2 separate regions of the Mus musculus genome follow, and region 2 is linked to region 1. A link is a contact called in ENCODE Hi-C or POLR2A ChIA-PET data. All regions are on one chromosome and are shown on one strand. Each heading gives the region's core, a stretch centred on a gene start or an enhancer-like site at or near the end of the contact. The rest is flanking DNA. Distances are from core to core; before and after follow the strand shown.

Region 1 (4,313 bases), core at 926-3,425:
GTTTTTAGTGGGTTCATGAGTTGAGAAGACCAACAGGTTGGAATAATTCTCAATGAGGCCCCCCAGCTTGGGCAGGGGACCTGTTAGGGGAGTCTAAAAACCACATCTTAGTGCATCTTAGACACTCAGAGTAGTGGAGAAGAGAAGGAGAGAAGTGCTGGAAAGATGAAGGGGACAGGTGGTCATTTTGTCTGTGCTTGTCCTTCTGGGCAGAGTCCACGCTCGTCAGCATGCCCTGCAGTTCCATGAGTCACCCTCAGTCCACAGGAAGTAATAAAAGGAAAACATACCTCAGCTTTACAAGGGGCACCCTTGAGTACAGAGGGTCAGATCCTACTTGTTACGGAGCCCGTAGGTACCAGGGAAGGCAGGAAGAGGTTTGGCCAAGGTGTCTGCAACTGTGTCTAACAGTTGTCAGCTAAGCAAACCCGAGCATAGAGGCGGTATTGTGTGGGGACTAGGCAATGTCGGGTAGCCTGTCTTCAGTCTGCCCACACAGAGCTGGCTGTCCTTGGATGCTGAATCAAGGAGAGATACTGACACAAAAGAGATCTTGAATAAGACCTGTGTCCACATGACTACTTTTTGATCAATTCAGTCTGGACAAGCAGACTTCTATGAACCTGTACTTTGACACAAAGTTCCTGTTACTCTGGGTAATTTAATTGATTGCAAGTTTGTTCTGGGACCTGTTTTGACTCCAGAGTTCTAGAGTTCCTTCTGTGGACCTTGCTTTGGAATTTCCCACCCTGAGAGGCCACTTTGGGCCTGAGTAGCTTCTATCTGGCCTGCCAGATAACCACAGGGGGAAAAAATGGCAGGAGCCATTGATCAGATGGGACAAGTTATGAGAGAGGCCAGAGAACTGAGGCTGCAGAATGCTTTGTCAAAACTTGCTTTGGGTGCCTGGAGACATGGCTCTGCAGTTAAGAGCACTGGCTGATTTTCCAGAGATGCTGAGTTCAGAGCCCAGGTCCCGTACTCCAACCTCCCACATGGCAGCTCACAAATGTAGCTCACCAATGCCCTCTTCTGATGTGCAGATGTACATGCAGACCAGACGTCCATATACTTCAAACCTTTAAACACTTCTTAAAACTGGCTTTCAGGCAGGAGAGATGGCTCAGCGGTGAAGAGCACCGATTGCTCTTCTGAAGGTCCTGAGTTCAAATCCCAGCAACCACATGTGAGCACATGGTGGCTCACAACCACCTGTAATGAGATCTGATGCCCTCTTCTGGTGAGAACTCCAGACTCAGCATACTGATAAGAACACCTGCCTGGCAAGAAAGCCAGGTAATGAGAACTGCTCTTCACTGTTCTCATTAAAGGGCTTCTGTTTTATTTCCAGGTTGCCTGGATCAATCCTTCTAACAGTTATCAGGCATGCTGGGCAAGCACTCTCCCAACAGAGCCACGTCCAGTGTTGCTGTTTAAAACATATGCATACAATTAGTAGTACCAGTAAATTTAGATTATTCTTAAAGAGCTGTCATTTCTACACAGCAACAAATGAAGTCATCCCAGAGGCTTGGAGGAACAACGGACCATACAAAGACCAGAGGCCATGGCCCCTCTGTGTGACGCTGCACGTAGCCTCAGTTTCCTAGTAGAGGAGTTTGCAGAAGGGTTGCCAGCCCCCCAGTTGTGGCTGGGCTCCTGCCCACATAGCTGTAGCGTTTTTCTACATGGAGAAAGGGGGCTTCCTCTACAGAGTGCACCTCTCTTTTCCCAGGCCCTGGTGCTCCAGTTTTGGAAGCCAAAACACCTGACTGCTTCTCGAATCATCCTTGAGTCATCCTTTGCTGCATACAGAAAAGAATGCATGCAGAGTAAAGTGAAGTGTTGGGAGGAAGCGATTTGAAGCCTGGGTATTAGAAGGGACAAGTTAACCCTTTCCTCCCCTCATCCCGGTTTCTCGCTGATGTTTCTTGCATCTGGAGGTCAGAGTCACTTTATGGTGGGACTACCCAGAGACTTTGAAGTGCTTCCTTGGGACCACAGCCAACAGCATAAACTGTTCCAATGGCTCTTTATGACGCGACGGGTCGTGTGTCCAGGGCAAGTGGTGCCCGACCGGGCTCAGAGCTGATCACGGAAGGGGATGATTTGCCCACAAGTCAGATGTTGGGTGGTCACTGGAGGCCGAAGCGGACCGGGGCCCGGGCGGAGCCGAAGCCCGGCGGCCAGGCTAGACTAGACGTGACGGGAGGAGCCGGCCGGCAGCACGTGACCGACAGCGGAGGCCGAGGCCCAGAAATAGCCGCCTTGGCGGTTCCGCCCCGCGGCCGGCGAGAGTCCTGGGAGACAGCAGGACGCAGGCTGGGCGCGGTGTGGCCCGGACGATGCTGCTGAGCCCCGGCCGGGCCCGACCCAGAGCACATGATGGCGATACGGGAGCTCAAAGTGTGTCTTCTCGGGGTAAGTCCTGGAGCCATCCTACGGGGGATCCCGGCTTCTGTGCGCCATTGTCTCTGCGCTGCCCGCCTCCCGTGCGCTTCCCCATGTCCCGCGCGCTCCATCCCGCGCCCGGCACCAGCCGCCTCCGCCCGCCACCAGATTCTCCCGAGCGCCCCGGATCGCTGCATCTGCGGCCGGGTATCTGGCAACCTTGGGGCTCGCCAGGCTGCGGGTCGGGCAGGGCGGGGTGGAGGGGTGGGAGGTGGGGGGGATTGTTGAGGACCAGAGGACAGCGGGTCATGCAGCCCCTGGGCCCCTAGGACTCTTGCCTCTGCCACTGGTGGCTCCCTCCCGGAGGAGTGTTTAAGTTAGGTTTTCCTCTGCCTCCTGCGGGGGTAGGTAGGGAGTAGTGATGGCAATTTCTTTATTCTCTCCGAAAACAAACCAACAAACCAATCCTTCCAAGCAAGGGAGGGAGTACCGGGGTTTTGGCCCGACTGCGAAGTATTAAGAGCAAACTCTGTATGAACTGTGTGTTCAGCACACTTTCCGTGCAGTGGATGAAAATGAAGCAGGATGAGAAACACCCGCCCCCAACACCCTTCCTCTTCCAAAACGAGTCTTAGTCCCAAGAAATATAAAAGCAGTCAGAAACAAAGAAAGAAACAACATCCAAACTCCGAGACTGGAGGGCCAGACTGACAAACTCCGGCACACTGCGCTGTCCCTTGAAATCTGCCCCCCCCCAGGGATTCAGTGTTTGGGGGTCATTTCCTTGGGGCTACCCACAACAAATTCCCGAAGTCTTCCCAAATAAGAGCTAATGTTATAAGCCATGTTCTCTGCAGTCTTCTGTAGTCTTTGGCATTATCACTGGGCATACCGCCCTGCCCTTGAAGTTGGCAAATCTGGCACTGCAAGGAAAAGTATTTCCTAAATAAAAGAGTAGGGCCGCATTCATTCTCCTCAAAGAAATGCTAATCAGGATGGTTATGGAGGTGAATACAGGCGATGTTGTGGATTAGGATCTGGTGCACCAGGGACTTGTGGTTTCACCTGGGCCCCGCCGAATCCTTTGATGGAAGTCGGATCCTCACACTGCCCTTGGCACTTCCCCTTAGCTAGTGGTTGGTGGAGAATCCCAGGGCTTCTGGCAAGGGCCTTTTCTTCCCCTTCAGTGTCAAGCAAGGCCTCCCCAGGGGCTTCTCACCCAGGAGGCCGGGCAGGATGCTGCTCTTGGAGTTCTTTCTCCTTAGAACTTTCGGTGTCAGAGTAGCAAGCTTCATATCTGCGGGGCTGTCCAGTAGTCCAGACCTAGGAATCCCACGGGAGAAAGGCCTTTGAAGATTTCAAAGGAATAGCAGGCCCCAAAGAAGAGGAAGTGTTGGTGCGAGGGGCATGTAACAGTTAGCCATGGGGAACGTTGAAACAGGAAACATTTTTGGCTCTAGGAGGTGACTTGCATCTCCTCCTTTGCAGTCCACCTAGGTGCCCAGGCACAGTCTCAATGACATCACCTTTAATTTTTAGTTTCAGTGTCCTATTGGGACAGTGACGAGTGTGGCAAGGACTCAGAACCAGGAGTCAGGAGGTCTGGCCTGTCTTCTGCCCCAGGGTGTGGGAGAGCCAAATGAGTGGTTTAACTGTAGACTGGACATATCATTCATTCCCTTCTCTTCGAAGGCAGAGAACTGGTACTGAATGGTCTCTGATGGTGTGTGTGTGTGTGGTGTGTGTGTGGTGTGTGTGTGTGTGTGTGGTGTGTATGATGTGTATATGTGTGTGTGTGATGTGTATATGTATGTGTGTATGTGTGTGGTGTGTGTGGTGTGTATGTGTGTGTGTGGTGTGTGTGTGTGTGTGGTGTGTGTGTGGTGTGTGTATGATGTGTATATGTGTGTGTGTGATGTGTA
Region 2 (4,313 bases), core at 970-3,469, 35 kb after region 1:
TAAAACTGTCTGGGTAGATTTCAAGGACAGAAGGCCTGGAGTCAGACTTGATAAGGCTTTTCTCCCTGCTGTGCCTGCCTGTCCAGGGACATCCTGTCCATGTGAGAAGGGCCCTGGTGTCGGAGGATGTATATTCCATGGGAAGTCACACTTTGTCCTGAGCCGTCAGCATGCCCTCCCTGGATGATACTCACAAATGCATCTATCTGCACACACAGACGCCTTGTGTTGCTGGCTTTCTGAGTCTTGAAAGGCTGTCGTCAATCCCGGTAGCCCTGGCTTCTCCAGCAGTCTCCTCATGGACCATAGGACCAGTTTGCTGTGGGTGATGAAGGCTTATTTCATCTTTCCAGTGGGGTACTTTTTTTTTTTTAATCTTTCATGGGTAGAACATATCCCACAGTCATTGTCCACAGGTACTTAGGACAGGCAAGGAATTAAGTTAGCGCATTCCCAAAGTGATGGGCAGCACCGTGGATGGGGGAACTCGGATCTGTTGCTTATGCACTGCTCAGCCCTGTTCTTAGCCTGCACAGAGTTAACTTCACTACAGTCCAGGTCAGACTTCACTGGAAATGGTGAGTTTGATTTGGGATTACCTTTTTCCTTCCTTCCTTCCTTCCTTCCTTCCTTCCTTCCTTCCTTCCTTCCTTCCTTCCTTTCTTTTTCGTTTTTCGAGACAGGTTTTCTCTGTGTAGCCTTGGCTGTCCTGGAACTCACTCTGTAGACCAGGCTGGCCTCGAACTCAGAAATCTGCCTGCCTCTGCCTCCCAAGTGCTGGGATTAAAGGCGTGTGCCACCATGCCTGGCGGGATTACCTTTTTTCAAACGGGCTTGGATAGGGCTGGCTAAGCGTCTTCCAGGAGCAGCAGGGCTGGGCTTTGAGGTTTTTGAGCCCTGGTGCAGACTGCAGTGATGCTCCGCACTGCAGAGCTGCGGGTTTCCAGCCATTGCCAGCCTTCCTTCCAGCCAGAGCAGTCTTGGACACAGACGCGCCACCAGGAAGAAGAACCATAGTAGATCCTGATGGAGACTGGAAGGGAGCTTCCAGGGCCCTTAAGGATGTTCTGTGTATCTTTTTTTTTTCCATTGTTTTTTTTTTCCTGCCTTCTAATATATTTTTATTTATAAATAATCCTCATTTAAGAAACAATCCAATACCGGTGTGGTAGCTCGTGTCTTTAAACTCAGGAGGCAGAATTAAAGCAGCTGGGGAGGCTGAAGGCAGGAGAATCCCAAGTTCAAGGAGTATCTGGGCTGTGGTAAAATCAAGGCCAGCCTGGGCTAAGGTGGGCTCAAGGCCAGCCTGGGCTATGGTGAAATCAAGGCCAGCCTGGGCTATGGTGAAATCAAGGCCAGCCTGGGCTACTTAGTGAGATCTTGTTCCAAAACAAAAGTAGGAAAGAGCCAGGACACAGCTCAGTTGGTCCAACAACCATGAGACCTTGACTAGAGTTTGATTCACAGTAGCACAAAACAAAAACAAAGATGAACCATGCCCTGGACTGGAATTTTCTCCTGGGGTAAGGTGTTCAGAATTCAGCCCCCTAGGCCTACTTTTCCTTAGAATCATGTATTTCCTGAGAATTTTGTGACTTTTCTTTCTACTTTCTCTCTCTTTTTTATTTTTAAGATAGATTTATTTGCATTTATATGAACACACTGTAGCTATCTTCAGACACACACCAGAAGAGGGCATCAGATCCCATTACAGATGGTTGTGTGCCATCATGTGGTCGCCGGGACTTGCACTCAGGACCTCTGGAAGAGCAGTCAGTGCTCTTAACCACCGAGCCATCTCTCCAGCCCTTTCTTTCTACTCTTGCATCTGGTAACTTCTTCTGTTTGTACATTGCCAGCTGATGGAAAGGAAAAGTAACTTTAATTGAGTCAGGAACTGTTGCAGAAAATAAACAGGACAGATAGATGTTGTCTTGAGTCAAACAACTGGAGGTGTAAGGCCTAAGGAACATACAGCTGAGTGTTTTCTCCCTGGTACCACAGAACTACACTCCAAGCCTTGTGAGGGTCATCCCTGGAGTTTTCAGGCTAGTTCCTAAGGAAGGGAGCGCTGGTGTAACCCTTCACCACAGGTCCCTGCTGGTGTAGTTGTGGAAAGATAGTGAGCTTCCATTGTCCGGATGCGCTTCCTGTCCTGCTTCCAGCTGCTCCAGCCTGTCCGCTCCAGTGCAAAACCAGTTCTGTTACTCACCCCTGACACACCATGAGTCAGAGAAGCCCAGGCATCAGCCAGCCATAGCCCGCTTGCAGGCCAGATCTGCATCTCTCTTTCCTGTGGTCTTAGGCTCCTGCCACTGCTGAGGGGCACAAGCCCAGCGTTCTGCAGTCCTTCTGCTTCCCAACTTGATTAGTGAAATAATTGTCTTTGCCAATTCCTTTTCTTGCGCTCTCCTTTAGTTTTTTTTCCCCCTTTTATTTTTTCATGTCCTATAGATAGGAAATTTAATCTTTTTGTCCCACCACCCCTTACCTTTACATTTGTGCTTGTATGGGCTCTGTACATTCATACCGTGGTATGTGTATGGAGGTCCGACGGCATCTTGAGGGGTGTTCTCTCCTTCTGCCACATGGGTCCCCAGGGATCCACCTCAGGTTTTTGGGCTTGGCTGGCAGCGTCTTTACAAGCTGAGTCATCTTGCCAGCCCTTGATAGGAAATTTAGAACAAACAGGAAAAGGTCATTTACTGTCTCCAATGGGGAAGTGCGTTGTGCACTTATTTGTACACTCTAAAATGTCTGATTCTACTCTTGTCTGAGATCAACTTAAGTCCTATGTAAGCTTCTAGCTATTTAATAAAAAGTCTGTTGGCCACAGGTAAAACAAACTTCTCCATAAAAAGCCAATTTGTGTTTGCAAATTTCTTTTGTATCTGTTTGTTTGTTTGTTTGCCGAGACAGGGTTTCTCTGTGTAGCCCTGATTGTCCTGGGACTTAAATTGTAGACCAAGCTGACCTAGAACTCAAACAGAGATAGCCTGCCTCAGCCTCCTGGGTGCTGGGATTAAAGGCATGTGCCACATCCAGTTCTATATCCATTTATTTACTTTAAAAATTAGGTTTGACAACATATTTTAATTGATTGCAACATCATTAACAATGAGGTCAATAAAATCTTAACACATTTTATATCTGGGATATAGCTGTAGCATGAAATGAGTTGACTTCCTTTGATAATCATTCTTTTTTTTGTATATATTTTTTTAAGTTTAGACAAAATGTTATTTTTAGCCAGGCTAGGTAGCACCTGCTTTTAATCCCAGCACCCAGGACTTGGGAATCCTGCTACTGGGCGTGAAGGCACTCCCAAGAGAAGTACTTGTACATGGATGTTCATAGCAGCCCTGTTCAGAAATGACAGATACAGTCTGGGAGTCCATTAACAGTGAATGGATAAACAAATGGTGGCCATACACAGACAGGAAAGAATCGGGCTGGGGGCTGGGGCAGCTCCGTAGTAAGATGCTTGCTTAGTGTGCCCAGGTATCCCAGCACCAAGGAAAGAGAAATCTGGCGGTCGCATAGTCTGATGAGGGTGAGCCTTAAAACTCTGTTGTTAAACAAAGAAAACCAGACAGAAAAGGTGACAATTTTGTATGGTACTAGATGCATGGAGATAGGCAGATGTGATTGCTAGGGGCTGTGGAGGGGGGAGGGGGGCCAAGAACGGAGAGTCCATGGCTTAATGGATACATTTCACCAAGCTATGTTTGGGAACTATGTAAGTGGACAGCAAAGTGAATGTACCAGATGCCACCAAACCTGTCACTTTAAAATGGTTAATTTTATTACATGAATTGCAACTCAATAAAAGTGTTTTTTAAAAATATTTATTTATTTAATGTCTAGGAGTACACTGTAGCTGTCTTCAGACACACCAGAAGAGGGCATTAGATCTCATTACAGATGGTTGTGAGCCACCATGTGGTTGCTGGGATTTGAACTCAGGACCTCTGGAAGAGCAGTCAGTGCCCTTAAACACTGAGCCATCTCTCCAGCCCCAATAAAAGTATTTGTAACAGTTAATATGATATATATATATTAATATGGAATATATATATATATATATATATATATATATATATATATTTTCTAGAAGAAAGAGGAGTTAGACACTAGTATTAAATAGTTTTTTTTTAAACTGTTTGAAATGGTTCAAAACCCTGTACATGTGAAGTCTCAGATCAAAGATATTTCCACAAGAAGCACTTGGAGTTTGTCTACAGGTGCATGGGGGCATGACTGCAGGTGCATGGGGGCATGTCTACAGGTGCAGTGGGGCATGTCTACAGGTG

What was found. Hi-C counts contacts between places; a loop is a spot of excess contacts on that map. ChIA-PET counts read pairs that join two places held with the same protein, here RNA polymerase II (POLR2A).
Region 2: a loop to region 1 is called in a map of heart, with 2.2 times the contacts of the local background. The contact joins the enhancer-like site here to the promoter of Rab31 in region 1. A Hi-C loop is called at or near these places in 10 of 37 maps with a recorded cell type or tissue (T-helper 1 cell, adrenal gland, gastrocnemius and 3 more). POLR2A ChIA-PET finds 5 or more read pairs at or near these places in 5 of 5 experiments (Patski and embryonic stem cell).

The regions. Positions count from the first base shown.
Region 1 is chr17:65,770,614-65,774,926 of GRCm38, reverse strand. It overlaps Rab31 (RAB31, member RAS oncogene family), which reads left to right and starts at 2,175. Exons shown (of 7, transcript NM_133685.2): 1 at 2,175-2,421. The coding sequence starts at 2,383.
Region 2 is chr17:65,735,682-65,739,994 of GRCm38, reverse strand. All of the region lies in intron 1 of Rab31 (RAB31, member RAS oncogene family), which reads left to right. Among named protein-coding and RNA genes, the nearest start is that of Rab31, 35 kb to the left of the region's middle. Within about 2 kb of position 2,219, at least 1 of the 3 ENCODE cell types and tissues checked has a DNase peak (open chromatin) inside an H3K27ac peak, as active enhancers do; it is heart, where a contact is called at or near this core.